Regions from separate parts of the Homo sapiens genome. Here regions 1, 2 and 3 are each linked to region 4. Evidence: read pairs that join two places in POLR2A ChIA-PET (ENCODE). Cell type or tissue: HepG2. All regions are shown on one strand. Links, peaks and the distances in the headings refer to the core of each region. The heading gives the core; the rest is flanking DNA. Region 1 overlaps RPS6KA3 (ribosomal protein S6 kinase A3). Region 2 has its middle 170 kb from the start of RPS6KA3. Region 3 overlaps RPS6KA3 (ribosomal protein S6 kinase A3). Region 4 has its middle 96 kb from the start of RPS6KA3.

Region 1 (4,481 bases), core at 272-4,271, 100 kb before region 4:
GCTTCCTTCCATCTTCACTTGGGAAAGAAAGAGCAGTGATCTTAACGTACCCCTCACCCTTGGTTTGTAGGTAGGAACATTCTGAAGTTGTTTTTGTAAACTAAGGACTGTATTTTCCAGACTTACGAGTTAAAATTAGCAGAGAGTAGAGAAAAAGTAATATTTGAACTTTTGTGCATTGTGGCTCTTTCAGAATTTGTATTTAAGATAGTTTACATAAAATTAAAGAGTTGTATTGATATGATGTGGATGACAAAATGAATTTTAGTGAAATAAATGTGCTGCACACGCCAACTCTGACTTTGTTAACATATCACCTGCAGCAGGTCTGCCTGAACAGGTCTCAATTTTCTTACATAAATAGGGTAGGGCTAAGTTGTTCTCTAAAATTATATGCTAAAAAAATTTAAATGCTTTCATATTTCAAAATGCACCAATCCACTTTTTCCGTTTTAACTAGCACAGTACAGTGAATGCAACACAATATTTAAACAAATTACCATACAGTAATTTATTTATCCAATAATATAGAAGATAATTGTATATTTTTCTCCCCAGAGACATTAGTCTTACTGTTTATGTCTCGGTCTGTAAGCTCGGTGCACAAGAGGAAACTTGTAATTACAACATTTTTTGATATTTAAATTTGCCCCAATGCTTTAGTGTTATCACTTGAATGAGATGTCACAGTAAAACTATTAAAGCTGTAGGAAGAGTAGAATGGTGATTTGTGGGGTATGTACCACCCTAGAGGGTTTATCAGAATCTTCAGGGTAGAAAAGGACAAAACTAACCTGATTAAACATAATTTGAAAAAGCATGTTAAATATTTGTTTTTAGAAAAGGTTTAGCCTATTAATTTCAAGATACAAATCATACAAGGTAGAAATGAAAAAACACTGGTGTAAAAAATGCATTCAATTTGTACTAATCCTGTAATCTGGAATTGTACTGTTCAACATGGTAGCCAATAGCCACTGGTGACTATTAGATAAAATTTAAAAGTTCACTTCCACACTAGCCACATTTCAAGTGCTCAACAGCCACATATAGATAGCAGCTACTGTACTAAACAGTGCTGATCCAGAAATTTTTTGTGATTTTAAGTAAATCTTTATTATTTTACATTATTTTCAGATAGATGCCTCTGTTCCTAAATGTGAAGAAATGAAGTAACATTCTAGGTAGCTGAGATTTTTGCCACAGGTTTTACAAGATTTCTGGAGTGAAGATTTATCCCAAACCACTGCACTTGAGATGCATTTCAATCTATTAATGTCAAAATGATCTTTTGCTTCAGGCTATCATTTGACATCTGCTTCTAACACATATCAAATGACTGAACCAAGTTTCCTAGGACAAGCTTTGTGGCCCAAAGAATTAGAGACAAGCTCACAGAAATCTAAATGACCAGGTCAGATTTGAAGATGAGATTATCACCATATGTAAGATTATAAAAATCAATTTATATGGTGGACAAAACAAGTTTTTAAGTTATATAAGAGACCATGGATATATTAGTTAAGATGGGAAAATTCGATTTAACTTATGGTTGTAATTCTACTATGACAAGAAATCTAAAAGTGCTTTTAGATTTACACCTACGTGTAGAGTAACAAATATTTAGGAAACTAGCACTACTTTATGAGAACAACAGAAAAGGACTCACAATGTGGAGATGTGACTCCAGGCAGGGCAGTAGGCTAGCTTTCAATTTAAAGCTGCCTGTTTTTTAGTTCATTCATGTTCTACTTTCTAGCTGACATCTTCAAGAGAGGAAGGTAAATATGCAGGGCAGGTAATGTCAGCAATTGAGCCATTCTGTTATGGTATGTAAAACATAAAATCACTATTTATTATTTGGTAATATGCCCAGCAAATACCCCTGACCCCAGAGGTATTTGTACATGATGAGCAGAGACCAGAAAAAGAGTGAGGATGCTATTTTACATTATTTGGAAACTGTAACTTTTTTATATTACTAATCCTAGCTATCTATTCTCTAGTAAGTGAAAACAAGAAGCAATTAATTTAAACAGGAAAATGGGAGAGAAAAGCAGATTAACAGTGGCATAAAGTGGCATATAAGAGAATTTTTAAACTACAAATATTAGACATAAGTTACAGAAACAGTCAAGGTACAGGCCATTTAGTAGGGGCAATTAGCTTGATATTAAGTAGAATATGACCATTAATTTTCAGAACAGTGAATCAAAAGTGTAAATTATTTTTAACTTTTATTTAAATTATTATTAAATTTATATTCACTATTAAGACGGAACATTTTTATACAATTTAATTTAGAAAGATTTCAATTCAAAATGAAACAAAACTCTTGACAGTTAAAGAAAACACTTCAATATAGTCAATTAAACATAACAGCTCATTTCCAGGCAATACTGGATCGCGTTACTGTAGTTATCAGACTTTCCAAAACTGTGTTCTGCAAAGCACTTTGTGTCCACTGAGACTTCAATAGATGGTTTACAAAAAAGGGGTTCTGACATCAAGTCTCAAATGCCGTGGGCCATATCCATTTTGCAGATTCATTGTATACAACATCTTAAAAGTTCTAAATTATACAGTAAAGACAGGTTAAATCTTATTTAATGCCACATTTCCCCAACTTACTTGATTATGCCACACTACCTTATTTTTTGGAGGGGGGTGATTCTTGAGGCATGGATACACCTTTTAACATCATATCTCCAGAGACTTTTCGGCTTGAAAAATACTATATATACTATTTAGAGTTCTGTAAGAACCAACACCACATTACAGACAAAATCTAAAGGATTACATTTCTAGACAGGAAAACCCAGTTACCCTATGGCATTTCGAAATAACTAAAACAAATGTATTTATAGTAATGGGGAAGGAGGTGTGACATATTAATTTCCTTCCCTAAAAATTAACAGAACGGATTCATCCTAAAATATAAAAAGGTGTGCACATTTTGTGTTGGTATGTTTTAGAAAGAAAGTTAAAATTCTACCTATTGATGCTATAAACTGACTTTAACCATTTCTTCAGGGACACATTATCTTCAAGAGGTAGACATACAGAATACACTATATTTCATTGATTAAAAGATACAATCAAGTGTAAGATACACTATTATTTTATATATTGTTAAGGAAAAACATGCTGCTAATTAAACTATGACATCCCATGGACTGTGAGACATCTTCCAATTTGAGCAATGTTAAAAATGTGAACAAACTTTCCTTTCTTCCTTCTTCCACATATATTCTTCACAATGTTGTTTTTTCCCTTTAAAGACAATACTGAGGAAGGGATCAATGCAAAAAGGGTAAGATTAAAGAGATTTCTGTTCCCCTTGCCCTTTCAATTACGTTCAGATATTACCATGACTATTTAAACTGATCAATCAAATAAATCACTTTTAATTGCTTTGCTGGATTCTAAAAAATTACCCCAGAGGAAAAACAAAGAACTGAGACAGTTCTTTAAGAGGGATGATTCATTGTAACTATTGTTTATTAAAAACTTAAACCATGTACTGAACCAAGTACTTTACATATATTATCATTTCATTTAATTCTCACCAAAACTCTATGAGGTAGACATTATTTTCATCCCTATTTTACAAATTAGGATGTTGAAGTATAGAGATATTAAATATAACTTGCATAGGGTTACAAAGTTATTAAGTGGCAGAGCCAGGACTCAAACACAGGTCTTTATGGCTCCAGAGCTTATGTTCTTTAACACTTTGCTATTAATCCAAATAACCCCACAAAGTCCCTTCTAAGTTTTAAGAATGAGCAAAAACCAAATTACTTAATTACTAGTAACTAATGTATTTGCTTAAAATAGGTCACATGACAAAAAGACAAATACTGCATGTTCTTACTCACACGTGGGACTCATAGGTAGGGAGTTTCTACTCAGAATGAGAGTTACTAGAGGATAGGACGAGTGTGGGGGTTACAGAGGGGGTGGGGGTGAAGAAAGGTTGGTTAATGGGCACAGTACATACAATTGGATAGAAGGAATAAGTTCTAACAATGGATAGCAGAGTAGAGTAGGGTGACTATAGTTAATAACAATGTTTTATATATTTCAGAATAGTTAAAAGAGAGGATTTGAAATGTTCCCAACACACAGAAATGATTAATGGATATCCCAAATACCCTGATGTGATCATTACACATTCTATGCATGGAACAAAATATCACATGACCCCATAAAAATGTACAAATATTATTTATCAATTGAAAAGTAAACATTTTGGTGTGCCAAAGTTTATCTTTCAACAGTTTGTTTAACCAAAGAGACAACTTCCTCCTATGTTTCTGTACATTAGGGATTAATAAATATTGGCTTTTAAATTGTACAACTTGATAAACTGTCAAAAAATAAATAGGCCAAATGTATTAAAATAATCATAATGTGCTATATGGATACATTTTATCCTGAACCTGTTTTATAAAACACATACACACACAGACACACAC
Region 2 (4,481 bases), core at 365-4,364, 74 kb after region 4:
GCTAGGAATTCAATATATATTTTAGGGGGACATAATTCAACCATGCACCCTTCTAGGTAAACTTCTACCCATACCTAATTGAGTTCTTGCTATATGAGGCAGTGAGTTTGTCTATTTGGGGTTGCTTTTCAAAGCCAGTCTTTATGTTTGTTGAAAAATGATTCTATCTTCAAGAAATTGTATGGGATGAAGGAGGAGCTGGATGTTCCTGGAGCAGCAGCCAAAGGATGTGGTCCCCCAGATCAGAGCTTCTCAAATGTAGTAGGCACACAAATCCCTGAAGATCTTGTTAGAAAGCAGATTCTGATGCAGTAGGTCTAAGGTGAGACCTGAGATTCTGTCTTTCTGATGAGCTCCCAGGTGATGCTGATGCTGCTGGTTCCTGGAGTAGCAAGGGTCTAGATCTAGAATAGATGGTGGTCACATCTGTTTATGCAGAACAACTAAAATGTATCATTCTTGGGAAGTTTCAAAACTTCAGCTGTATACTAGCCAGAAAAATTCCCAGTAAACTAAGTCAAAATATCCCAAAATGGGAAAGAGCAATTCAATTATTTTTTTTCATGTGAGAATGAAGTCAGAAACATCTGTGTACATTCATCTGGATGGATACAGTGATTTCTAACTTCTGGACCACGCTGAATATTTGAGACGTGCATGTCAGAAAGATTGTTAGGAAGAGACCGACTTCAAGATTTAGGGCAACCAAGCAACTTTTACCTCGGTGTGCTAGGAAAACATCATTTGGAGAAGCTTCAGGCCAGTGTTGACAGGGACTGACTACCTCCTTCTTTGAGAAGTCAAACAGCCAGATTTCTTTGGGTTCAAATCCTGTTGGGGTCTCAGTCTCAGGGCCCACCCAGATGATCTCTGAAGACTGCAGCTGTGGCTTTGCTCCCACCCACACCCATAACCCTCCTTGCTTGCCACTTCCCTTAGCCCCTCAATGATTCCCAGATGCTCCCCATCCATGCTAGTCAGAGGCTGGACCAGCATGTAGAAGGACCAGGTGGCGGAGCCAGGGTGTATCCCTTGGAGGGTCCAGCCTCTGGATGAACTTCTGCAGAGCAGGTTCCAGAGAAGAGAAATCCTTTTGTGATGTCAGAGGCTGGCAATTTGGTTTTCCAAGTTCAAGAATGACCTGATTATTTCCAGCTCGAAAACACCCATGCACTATTGGATATCTTACAATACTTAGTTGGAAGTTTCTAGGAAGATAGTTGTCTGAGTGTTTGGCACGTTGCATCTTTTGGGTCAGAATGTTAGTTTGTTTCCATGGTCAGTACTGTGACTATAGGATTTGTAATGAAATCCAACTGTGTCAGACTACAAATCCCTGTAATGTCTTCTCATAGTTGAAAGAATGGGGAGAAAGAGAACAGCACAGAGAGTTTTGGTTACCTATTGCTGTGGAACAAACTACCCTAAAACTTAGTGGTTTAAAGCAACTACTATTTTAGCTGCTCATGATTTTGTAGGTCAAGTATCTGGAGAGGCACGGTGAGGGTGGCTTGCCTCTGCTTCACAATGTCTGGGTCCTTGGCTTCGGTGGCTTGAATGGTTGGGAATTGGTTGAGATGGCTCACTTGGGGTCATATGCTCGGGTCTCAGTTCTTTGCCATGTGACTTCTTTATGTGGCTAGCTGGGCCTTACCATGGTGGTCTCAGGATATTTAGGCTTCTTATAATCAGACAGTGGAAGCTTCCAGGTTTCTCTGAGGCTTGGCGCTCAAAGGCTTGGCTCAGAGCAAGCACATTGTCATTTCTGTCATATTCTATGGGTCAAAGCAAGTCACAGGGCATGCCCAGATTCAAGGGGAGGGAAAATAGACTCCAGCTTTTGATGGGAGGAGTGGCAAAGAATTGGTGGACACTTTTAAGCTACACAGAGACAGAAGTGGAAAGAAACATTTTTGTTCATGTTCTATCCAGGTTCTGATCAGATTAGTTCAGCTCAAGCAGTCAACAGAGTCCCCTGTGATTCCCGGCCTCAGATTTCTAGTGGCCAATTTTTAACTTTAGGGTAGAGTCAGCAAGTGGCCTTTGAACCTTCAGCTACACACACTCACTTGGTCTTTTCATTTTTATTTTTCAAAACTTCCCTTTTGCTTTTCTGCCTTCCAATAGCAAGTCCTTTCTAGATGAAGGCTTTGTTCAAAAAAATTCTTTTATTATGTATTTTTGTTGTTTTATAAAAATCATCTAAGCAATACATAAATACCTTTTCATTTGCAAAATTATGATGATGTGGCAGTACACATAGTAAAATGTAAAAGTGCCTCTTCACTTTGTCTGTCCATCTACTCACCTTCCCAGAAGCAACAACTGCAGTTTCTTGTCTCCCTTTATACCTTTCTCTATACATATATATTCAAGTACATGTACATATGCTCATACACAGCCTTTTTTCTTAAATAAGATCTACACTGAATTATTCTGCAAGTTACTTTTTCCATGTACTACTATGTCATGGTGATTGTTCTGTATTAATATAGCCATGCACTTCTTTCTTTTAAATGGCTTCATATTATTCTATTGAATTGATATGGTATAATTTATGTAATGACTCCCCTGAGAATGGACCTTTAATTGTAATTTTTTTAAAAAAATGGCAATCGAAGTATTTTTGCATCTCTATGTTTTTGTACATGTGCATATATTTCTATACTTCTATGCGATAGATGCCTGGAGGTGTAATAGCTGGGTCAGATAGCATGGGCATTTTCACTTTCAATAGATACAGACAATTGATCCTCAAAATCTGGAATACCAAATAATACTCCTCCAATCCATTCTCTCAACAGTGAGAAATGTCACCCTTGACAACAGTGAGTATTACTAATATTTTCAATTCTTCCAGGTTGATTGATGAGTAAATATATCTCACCATTGCACTTCTTTCCTGTAATTATTGGTTATTTATATTTTTACTCTGAAATATCCTCTGTCATTTGCGAAGTTAAATAGTATGCTCTTTTTATTTTTGCTAAATATTTATGGGAGCTTTTTATGTATTAATCCTTTGTTAATTCCTAAAATGAAATTCCCAGGTGTGAAATTGCTGGGCTAAGGGAAGGCTTTTGACATTTCCTAGTTGAGTTTTAGGGAACCTTCTCAAGTCTTCCTTCAGATTACACTCTTGAAAGGGGGTAATCCCATCTCATTGAAGAGTTGAGTCTCATTTCTTGACAGTATACAAGCTTTCTGTATCAAAGAAATAAAGCTGTGAACTGTACACTACTATATTCTAAGGCTGTTGAGGGCCAACTGTGATTAGCTACTTTGCAAATAATTGGCAAACTTCTTGAATGTAGCTGAGCTGATGGGGGCTCATTAGTCACTACCAGAGCCAAGGAAGATCTTTCATTCAACGGTAGTATAATTTTTCTTGTTCCTGAAGATTTATGAGGAGAATCTAGACTCTGGTTAGTTGCTGAGCTATTTTTTTTGAATACCTACTATGATCTAGGCACTGTTGTAGGCCCTGTTGCTTATTCTTATGATCTAGAATCTCCAAGGAAGAGGTCAATTTCTGAATATGGCAGTACAGTTTGAAAAGGCCATTTGCAGTTCCAGATTTTTCTTTTTCTTTTTTGGTGATTTGAATTTTATGTTTTGTGAGGCTGAGTTACAGAACTGTATCATTTAGCCACTAAATTTAGCTGACCACTTAGCCTCTGAACCTCAACATGGTTCCTGTGTTCTCTATTCACGTCAGGTACAAAGCAGTTAAAAATGTTTCTTTGTTAGACACAGCCATAAGTGAAAGAGAAAACACTGGTAGAAGTTGAAAAGGCAGATAACTTGTGGTGTGTGGACATGCACAGGAAATAAGCTACTCTTAAAGGAAATATGATTTAGGAGATAGCCAGGAGCTTGCACAAACATTTGTTATTTGAGAGTTTAGAAATTTGCAAAGGTTGCAGGCTATACCTTAGCAGTCTTCTGCACATAATACAGTTTAAACACATTTCATTAAAAAGTGGTGCTACAGAAACAATTGTGGTTAATTTGTGTTTCAGTTATTTGAAGACTTTAAAATCCAGAACACTAAATTGTGTGCCATGAGTGACTGAAGAGTTGTAACTCTGGGAGGTGATTTTCATTGTTGTTTGTTCGTTGGATAGACTAGTGACCAGTTGAAACCTTTGAAGCAAATGTGGGTACTTTGCACATGCATAGCATGGGTGTGTTGGCTGTCGGTGCTCTCATTAATTAGAGGATCACAGCTAATCGTAGTGTGATGCAGGCACATTGGATTTAAAGTATGAAGATTTTATTTGAGTCCTAGCTCTCTTCCTAATTGACTCTGTCAGCTTTGGGAAGTCACCTAATCTCAGTGCTCCATTTTCTTGTCTGCACAACTAAATATGCTGGTCACAGAATTTTGTAAAAACAACCTTTAGATGGGACCCCAACAACCTTTGGAAGGGAAGGTAGTTCACAAACATAAAAAGGCTCTTTCGGCTGGGTGCGGTGGC
Region 3 (4,481 bases), core at 354-4,353, 110 kb before region 4:
AAATGAGTTGTAAACTGTTCTCTATTTTCTGGAAGAGACTATGTAGAATTTATGTGATTTCTTTATTCCTGACAGTCCAAGTTTCCTTCTTTTATCATTCTCTTTCAGGGTCTGCTACTCACAAATTCTCTTAGTTTTCCTGCATCCAAGACCACTCTGATTTTACCTTCATTCCTGAAGGATATTGTCACTTGGTATAGAAATCTGGGTTGACAGTATCTTCTTTCAGCACTTGAAAAATGGTGTGCCATATCCTTCTGGCATCCATAGATGTTTTGAGATGAGGTCTCACTGTGTCGCCCAGGCTGGAGTGCAGTGGTGTGAAGATGGCTCACTGGGGCCTTGACTGTCTGGGCTCAAGTGATCCTCCAGCTTCAGCCTCCCCAGTAGCTGGAATTACAGGCACGTGCCACCATGCCTGGCTATTTATTTTTATTATTGTTATTATTTGTAGAAATGGGGTCTTGCCATGTTGCCCAAGCCGATCTCGAACTCCTGGGCTCAAGCAATCCTCTTGCCTTGGCCTCCCAAAGTGCTGGGATTATAGGCGTAAGCCCCTCAAAGTGCTGGGATTACAGGCGTAAGTCTCCCAAAGTGCTGGGATTATAGGCGTAAGCCACTGTGCCTGGCAGACGTCCATAGATTCTGATGGAAAATCTGCTGTCGCATGAGTTGTTCCCTATAGGTAACAGTTCATTTCTCTCTAACTGCTTTAAAGATTCTTTAATTTTCAAAAGTTTGATATTTTACTTTTTCAATTGTCATAAAACATAACATAAAATTCACTATCTCAACTATTTTAAGTGTATGGTTTAGTAGTATTAAGTATATTCACATTATGCAACTAATCTTCAGAACTATCTTGCAAAATTGAAACTCTGTATCTATTAGACAATAACTACTCATTTTCAAAAGTTTGATTTTGATTTTGTCTAGGAGTGGATTACTTTGCATTTATCTTATTTGGGATTCAGTCAGCTTCCTGAATCTGTAAGATTATGTCTTTTGCAAAATTTGGGGAAATTTCAGCCATTATTTCTTCAGGTCCAGTTTCTTTTTTCCCTTTCTGGGACTCTGATGACATAAATGTTAAATCTTTTGTTAATGTTCACCAGGCTCTTGAGGCTCTGTTCATTTTCCAGTTTATTTTTTCTCTATTGTTCATTTCTATTGCTTTATCTCCAATGTTATTCTTTCCTATCATCTCCATTCTTCTATCTAGCCCATGTAGTAAGTTTATTTGTTACTGTATTTTTCAGTTCTAAAATTTCTATTTGGTTCTTCCTTATGGCTTCCATTTCTTTTCTGAGACTAATTTTTCATTTGTTTCAAGAGTGTTTGTGATTGCTCACTGAGGCATTTTTGTGATGGCTGCTTTAAAATTCTGGTCTGATAATTACAACATCTGAATTATCACAGTGATGATGTGTGTTGACTGTCTTTTCTCACTCATGTTGCGATTTTCCTGGTTTTTGGTATAAGTGATTTTTTACTGTCTAATGGATATTTGGAGATTATAGGACTCTTTCCTATTTAATCTTTTTTTTTTTTTCCCCGAAGCAGGCAGTCCTCCTGTTGAGGTGGAGTGTGTATGTTCAACTTCCCTCTGGGCCGCACCAACATCACCCAGGCAAAAGTGGAGCAATGACTCACACTGTTTTGTTGCAGATGGGTGGGACGGAAGTTCAGCTCCACTCTTAGTCCCAATGAAAGTAGGGCACCAACCTGTATCACCTCACTGCCTCTGAGTAGGGGTGTAAGCTCACCTCCCTGCTGGGCCCCACTGATGACAGGGAGGAGGAAAGCAGAGGGCTGACTCAAACTTCTTTGTTGCTGCACTATAAAGCCAAAAGCTCAGCTCCCCAAAGGACCCAGCTAACAACAGGGGAGGGTAGAGAAGGAAGCAGAATGCCAACTAGCCCTGCCACCCATCACTTGCCAGATGGGAGTGAAGGCTCAGTTCTCCACTGGGCCCCACTGACATTAGTGGAGGTAAGATGTGTTGAGAATCCTACCTCCAACCATCTTGTTCTGCCTCGTTGATGTAAGGTGAGGGTAGAGTATGGATTAGCCCTGGCTCACGTCACCTTGTTAAGTGTCATTGCTTCTGGGTTGGGGTGGAGGCTCAATCTGCTACTAGACCCCACTGCTGCTAGACACCACCCTGGCAAGAGCATAACTTCCTTCAGCTTGAAGTGGAATGAGGGAAAACGCTTCCTGCCTGGTCTGCCAAAACCACCCAGCAGGGGGAACCAAAGTGCTGTCTGCTTTTGCTGGGCAAAGAAATGGGTGCTTAGGTCTCTGATCTCCCCAGCCCACACCACTGGGTTGGGGAGTGAGAGCACTGTTATTTGCTTCTTTGGGGTGGGGTGGGGTGGGGTTTTTCTGATGGTATTTGGCCAGGGTAGGGTGAGTATTGTCAAAAAGGTTTAGACTTACTTGGCTACCTTTCCCCCAGTTGTTTGTCTAAAGGAAACAGGCTTTTTCTCAGAGCTCTTTTTGTCTGTGACTGTTGGCAGTTCTAGTTTGGAGGCTTTCATAGCACCCTGTCTAGGATATATGGGAGGTGACAGGAAGAACACAAATAGTGAATTCCCTGGGTTTTCTTGAGTCTCGAGGTCTGCAGGCTGTTTGCCTTCTTTTTCCACCTTTAGAGTGTTCCTGTGCTTGTTTGTTATGTCTACAGTGTTTTCGCTGTAAGGGAGATCAAGGAGGAATAGGGGTCCTCTATCTTGGCAGAACCAGATGTATCCTCCAAGTGATTAATTTTTATGTTGAAAATAACATTTATTTTCTAATTTTCCACATTATGGTTGAAAATGTACTACAGAAAACTGCTGTAACATTATAGGTCATAATTTCCTCCTAAAGATCCAATTACATCTGCTTATATTATTCTTTACTAATTTACCTTGTTTCATGCTATTAAACTTCCTGCCCACCCTAGTACTTCTAGACTTTAATGTTCCAAAAGAAAATAAATCCATTTAATTCATTTTCACCTAGTAGTATACTATACATACTCAGAAGAGCTGGCGGGGGAGGGGAGGTGGTGGGCAGGAGATAGCTTTAAAACTCATTTATGAGCTCTTCTTTTTATTAATCCAAGGCAAAACTTATTTTTAATTTGCCTATGACATTTCTCTAAGGATTACTTAATATGAACATCCATTTTGATAGCTATTACTCTTGAATTATACCAACAGCCAGCAGGAACTTGAAGGAAAAGAGGCAAATAAGGTTTTGTTTTATTTGCATTTTTACTTCTTCAAATAACATACCTGTATACGTTACTTCACTTGAGATGGATTCCTGAATTCATTTATCTGTTGACTTATATTTAATTTCAGAGATTCTAGGCATATTATCTTCCTATTAAGATTAATAATTAATCTTCAATTAACTCTTGCACTTTTGCTTTAAATAAGAAACTATAGACTAGTTTAGGCCGAGGAGACTCTAAGGAAAAATATCACTGCCCCAATCTTTGTTTTCTTTCTGTAACTTTCTTTTTTAAGTTCTATAACCAATATTTAATTCTTTGTTGTGTTCCTCTAGGAATTCCACTCTGGCTGAGAGAAAGGGTGCCCTAGGTGAGAGGTATCCTAAGGCACTTTCATAGAACCTAGAGCTCTATTAACCCATTTGGAAAACCACTATTTTAGGAAAAGCCTTGTATTTATCAAATCTAAAAAGAAAGAAAATATCTTAAAAGCACGTATTGAAACTAAGTTTTCTGAGAAGAAATACATATACAAGGAACTTCCCTATCAGCATTAGAACAAAAGCCAACTTAAGTCCCTAAAACGGTAACAAAATAAGCACGTGAATTATGTATACGAATGGACAAGAAGCACATGAAAAGATCCTTAACATCATCAGTCATTAGAGAAATGCAAATCAAAACCACAATGAGATACCATTTCACACCCAGTAGGATGGTTATAGTAAAAAAGACAATAATAAGTGATGGCAAGGATACGGAAAAGCTGGAACTCTCATACACTGCTGATGGGAATGTAAAATGGTACAGGCCAGCTGGAAAAGTTTGGCAGTACCTCAAAAAGCTAAACATAGATTTACCATATGACTCAGCAATTCTACTCCTAGGTATATATCCAAGAAAACTGGAAACATGTGTTCACATAAAAACTTAATACGAATGTTCACAGCAGCATTATTCATAATAGCCAAAAGGTAGAAACAATTTCCAACGTCCATCAACTGATAAATGGATAAACAAACTGTGGTATATCCATAAAATAGATTATTCAGCCACATAAAAGAATGAAGTCTTCCTACATGCTACAACATGTATGAACCTTGAAACATGCAAGAACCTTGAAAACAGACACAAAGGCCACATACTGTAGGATTCCATTAATATGAAATGTCCAGAATAGGTGAATCTAGAGACAGAAAATAGATTAGTGATTGCCAGGGACTGGGGGAATGGAGGAAATGGGGAGTGACCGCTAACA
Region 4 (4,481 bases), core at 107-4,106:
TATTATTGTTATTTTGAGACAGGGTCTCACTCTGTCACCTAGGCTGAAGTGCAGTGGTGTGATCATAGCTCACTGAAAGCATTAATATATTGTGTTAAAATTTTGTTATAGTGAATGGTCATTGGTTAGGGTTTGGCAATATTATTGTTGAATAAACTTTCTTGGTCAAAATTGTACTTATTTTTATGAAATCCAATCTGGAATGATCCTTTGGGGTCTTGAAAGATGTAATTCACGTCTTAGAACCTGGCTTTGGAAAAATATTTTGGCTTGGCATAGTAGATATTTTGTTTTTAATCTGACAAAGCTTTTCAACTCTCTTTACTAGTTTTCTTTTCAATTTGTTAGAATCCTTTAACTAAAAGAATAATGAATTTTTTTTTCCAAGAAGGCAGGAGGTACTCTGAATATTTTAAAAATCCATTTCCTAGAAACGAAAATTTTTGTTTTTCCTATTGCTGAGGATAGCGCAATTAAATTAGAGACACTCTTGTGGCATTATGAGTAGTTTTCTGAATTTTTCCTTCCCTTTTTGATATGTCAGACCTGTAAAGCATAAATTATAATTTGAGATTCAAATTTTGTTGTTTTAGTTCACTTCAAGTAACACCTTGCTGTTAATTTCTACCGATTTCTACTCAAACAGATTGCAAATTGTTTAGAATTGTTACCAGTACAAATTGTTTAGAATTGTTTCCACAGAGTAGGGAGGTTGTAAAATGTTAATTGAGCGGAAGAATTTGATCTTTGCAGATTAGTGGGTCTTTGTTATCTCGGAAAGCGGGATTTAAAAAAAATCCTCAACCTTACATATTATCCCCTGAAAATGCCAAACAAAAATAGTAGTTGTAGCTGCTTTAGTATATGCAAGTAAACATTTGTTCAGGTGAGAAAGGAATGTGTTATCTAAGGCAAGGGGGAGACCGCTATCACTTGACAGGGGAGGAATTTTAACTGAAAGGGCACTTTCTAAATTTCCAGATGAGCCCACAGAAATGACAGACATTGAAGACTCACAGACTTTTGTGAACAGAATTTTTGTGGCAAAACATGGAAAACAGAGAAAGCATGTCATGTTTTATCCATGTGCTCGGTTGTGCCAATATTGGCTGAATGTTGCACAACAGCCCGGTAGCTGCACTTACCGCAGCTGTCGTTTAAGGAATGTGGCAGATTTGCTAGACTTAAAAATTGTTCCAGCAAAAATTCCATTTTTACTTTAGGAATTTTACTTAGGAATTGGGGAGAAAGCTCAGAAAAATGCAGAGTTGGATGCTTGCTGCCATTTACTTGTCCAGTCTCATCTGTCTTCCCTGATATTTGGGCTAGGGGCAGGCACAGCTGGGGCGGAGTCTCAATGGGCTGGACAGGGTTGGGGAGAGGGAGAAACTGTCTTTTATCCAGGGTGGCAGTGTGTGAAGCTGCTGGGCAAATAACAAGAATCAACTTGGTTGGAGTTGGGGAGGAAGCTGCTCACCCCAAAACAAGGCAAAGTCCAGAAACAAGTGCCTTGCAAGGACTTCTGAAGCCAGGGGCAAAAAAAAAAAAAAAAAAAAAAAGCCTGCAAGGATTTTGAAGCCTGGTGCTTTCTCTATGCAGTTTCTCTGCAAGCTCTCATGGGCACTGCTGCATCTGAGTCTCCTTTCTCTCCCGTTCTTCCCAGCTCCCTTTCACCAGTTGACCCGGTGTGGAACTCTGAAAATCTAAGAGCTCACCCATCTGGAATGTTAAGAGGCAGCATCTAGATAAAAGGGACTTGGATTACGCAAGAGAAACAGGGCTGCTTTTTCCTTGTCATTTTTTCTTTCTATCTATTTGGGTTTTTAAAAATTGTTATAAAATATGCATAACATAAAATTTACCATTTACATGTTTGAGTGTTCAGTCCAGCGCACACTCAAATACAGTTAAATACATTCCCACTCATGTGCACCCACCACTGTGCATCTATCTCCAGAGAGAGCTTTGTCACCTTCCCAAACAGAAACTCTGTACCCATTAAACACCAACTCCCACTTCCCCGCTTCCCTGCTTCCCCCAGGTTCTGGCAACCACTCTTCTACTTTCTTCCCTTATGAATCTGATTGTCCTAGGTGCCTCATACGCGCAGTTTCATCATTGTTGTGTGGGCATAAAAATCCCTCCTAGCGCTGTTTGCTGTGCACTTGTTGACTGAGGGCTGGCCTCTAAATGCAGACAGGACCGATGGGGGCAGATACGAGGGTGAGGGTGTCTGTATAGCTGAGCAAATGCTGAGCAGGAACACACAGCACGTTAACAATATGTACACCCACACGCATGCTGCTGGGAATGAGTGAAGAGGAAGCTGCCATGTTAGAATGGAGTTTGGGCCGGAGAGTCTCTGCATTTGTTACTCACTGGTGGACGGAGGAAGCTGAATTCTAAAAGCCGTTTAATGAAGGAATGGTGAGGGCTGGGCAAACATGATTAGTCACAGAGCTCCAGGCCTAGGTTATTTATTCTCTAGAGAAGCCCAGGGCTTGTGAGTGGGATGAATTGCTGACTGGCAAGCTGAGTAAATTTGACCAAGAGGCCTAAACTGAGGGGGAAACTGGTCTCTTTATGAGCTCTATTGACACTGAATAGAAATATGGGCTCCATTCCAATTTGTTTCCTAGCAAAATAAATACATAAATATCAAGAGAACTTCCTTGTTTTCAGAAAGAGGAAAGAGTTGAAGTTATTGTAAGTATAAAAGGCAAATGAAAAGGAGATGAGTGGTTTTGAGGATACGATAAAAATATCTCGGTAGGCAGTTACACGTAAGTGTAAGAGGATACTCTGAAATCTTTCCTGGCTGCGAGAGCGAGAGGAGTGGATTACAGCACCCAGCAAGGTTGTGGGTGTGATTATATTCGCGGGTGTGCTGGACTTGGACACCGGACCAACTAACAGCATAAACCTTTGAAATAACGTGTTTGTTTTTGCCAAAATAACAACACGCTCATCTCCCTTAAAATGTCAACATTGCGTTAAAGTCTAGATCCAAATATGCATGGAAATATTTATTGAGTGAAAGAACGAACAATATATGTAATTTAGAACTATGAAGAGTTGCCGGTTTAAAGAAATCCTATGCATTTTAAGATACCTAGACAAACGCCCTGTTCCTGACACTGTTTAGCTCTCACATCTTACCACTGCATTTGCTTTAATCAGGGATCTTAAGACTATCTTGTGGGCTCCTTCTTGGTAGGAGCTAAATTGTTACAACCAACATTTCACACTTTTCAAGCAGATAATAGCCTGCCCACAGGTAGTGTGTATCTGTTATTACATATAATAAACCAAACATTGAAAAGTTAACTGATAGATCCTTTCACACTTTTAGTTTCTTACAGCAGTTTTGATCATTTATCTATTTAATATTTTCATGTCCTGATAATACATGGTTATTGTAAAAAATTTAGGAAATATAACCATAATGAAAATATGGAAATTACTGGTAGTCCACTGTCAGAGATGAATATGATTATATTATGATGTATTTTCTCTAATCTAATTATATATGCCTATAGATCCTTCTCATTTGATGTTTCTTCCTGCACATTTTCTCAGCCATTCAAAAATTTTCAGACATGGTTATTATGATGGCTAGATCATTTCATCACATGGCCTGTACCACACTTTCTTTAAGTGTTCGCCCGGTGTCAAACATTTAGATTCTGTCAAGTTTTTGTTATCAGAAATGACTCTTGGGTGAACATTCACTATGACAATCTTACATTTTTTTCCTCAGGCTGGAATCCCTAGGATTGGGCATAAACAGTTTTTAAAGTTCTTAGAACATTTTCTTACATTCCTTTTTCTCAAAGTTATACCAATTACACTCCTGCCAAGTGGACATTAAGATGCCTGCTACTATTATCCTTAAAACGAAGTCAGCACAAGAATTTAAAAACAGGCTAGACATGGTGGTGTGTGCCTGTAGTCCCAGCTACGCAGGAGGCTGAGGTGGGAGGATCTCTTGAGCCCAGGAAGTCGAGGCTACAGTGAGCCATGATCACATCACTGCATTCCAGATGGGGCAACAGAGTGAGACGCCCGTCTCAAAAATAAATAAATAAATAAATAAATAAATAAATAAATAAATAAATATAAAAAGAATTTAAAAACAAACTTTTTTACTTTGGCAGGTGTAAAATGATTATCTCAGAGCTGTTTGCATTTCTTTGATTGTTAATTAAGCTAAAAAATTCAATGTGTTAATTGGTTATTTTTGTTTCTCCTGAAAATTGTTTGTTCATGTCCTTTGACCACTATTTTTCTATTTGTTTGCCATTTTATACTTGATAAGGATTTTTTGATACTAAAAATATAGTTCTTTGTCATTAGTAGTAACCAATAAGAAACCCAATAGGAAAAAAGATGTTTGTAATAACAATATAAATTATAAAGTTCCTGAAAAGATTATAAGGAGAAAAGTTTCAAACTTTATTGAAGAACCTGATCAATGGAAA

What was found. ChIA-PET counts read pairs that join two places held together with the same protein. Peaks named below come from ENCODE experiments on the same cell type or tissue, not always from the same donor. Only the 100,000 strongest peaks of a DNase experiment are listed, where the experiment ranks them.
Region 1: POLR2A ChIA-PET joins it to region 4 with 11 read pairs; 9 of 35 experiments call an interaction of 5 or more read pairs at or near these places.
Region 2: POLR2A ChIA-PET joins it to region 4 with 34 read pairs; 5 of 35 experiments call an interaction of 5 or more read pairs at or near these places.
Region 3: POLR2A ChIA-PET joins it to region 4 with 15 read pairs; 9 of 35 experiments call an interaction of 5 or more read pairs at or near these places.

Annotation. Positions count from the first base shown.
Region 1 is chrX:20,257,198-20,261,678 of GRCh38, forward strand. The region is part of intron 1 of RPS6KA3 (ribosomal protein S6 kinase A3); the gene reads right to left. Among named protein-coding and RNA genes, the nearest start is that of RPS6KA3, 7.5 kb to the right of the region's middle. In HepG2, for the core only: no CTCF peak of the experiment used is centred there; no DNase peak of the experiment used is centred there; H3K4me3 peaks cover 1,316 bases.
Region 2 is chrX:20,434,099-20,438,579 of GRCh38, forward strand. No RefSeq gene overlaps it. Among named protein-coding and RNA genes, the nearest start is that of RPS6KA3, 170 kb to the left of the region's middle. In HepG2, for the core only: no CTCF peak of the experiment used is centred there; a DNase peak (open chromatin) is centred at 1,983.
Region 3 is chrX:20,250,873-20,255,353 of GRCh38, forward strand. The region is part of intron 1 of RPS6KA3 (ribosomal protein S6 kinase A3); the gene reads right to left. Among named protein-coding and RNA genes, the nearest start is that of RPS6KA3, 14 kb to the right of the region's middle. RefSeq lists an enhancer at 2,079-2,373. In HepG2, for the core only: a CTCF peak has its summit at 2,239 (motif pointing right); a DNase peak (open chromatin) is centred at 2,259.
Region 4 is chrX:20,360,340-20,364,820 of GRCh38, forward strand. No RefSeq gene overlaps it. Among named protein-coding and RNA genes, the nearest start is that of RPS6KA3, 96 kb to the left of the region's middle. In HepG2, for the core only: no CTCF peak of the experiment used is centred there; DNase peaks (open chromatin) are centred at 1,022, 1,462, 1,692 and 2,512; H3K4me3 peaks cover 2,327 bases.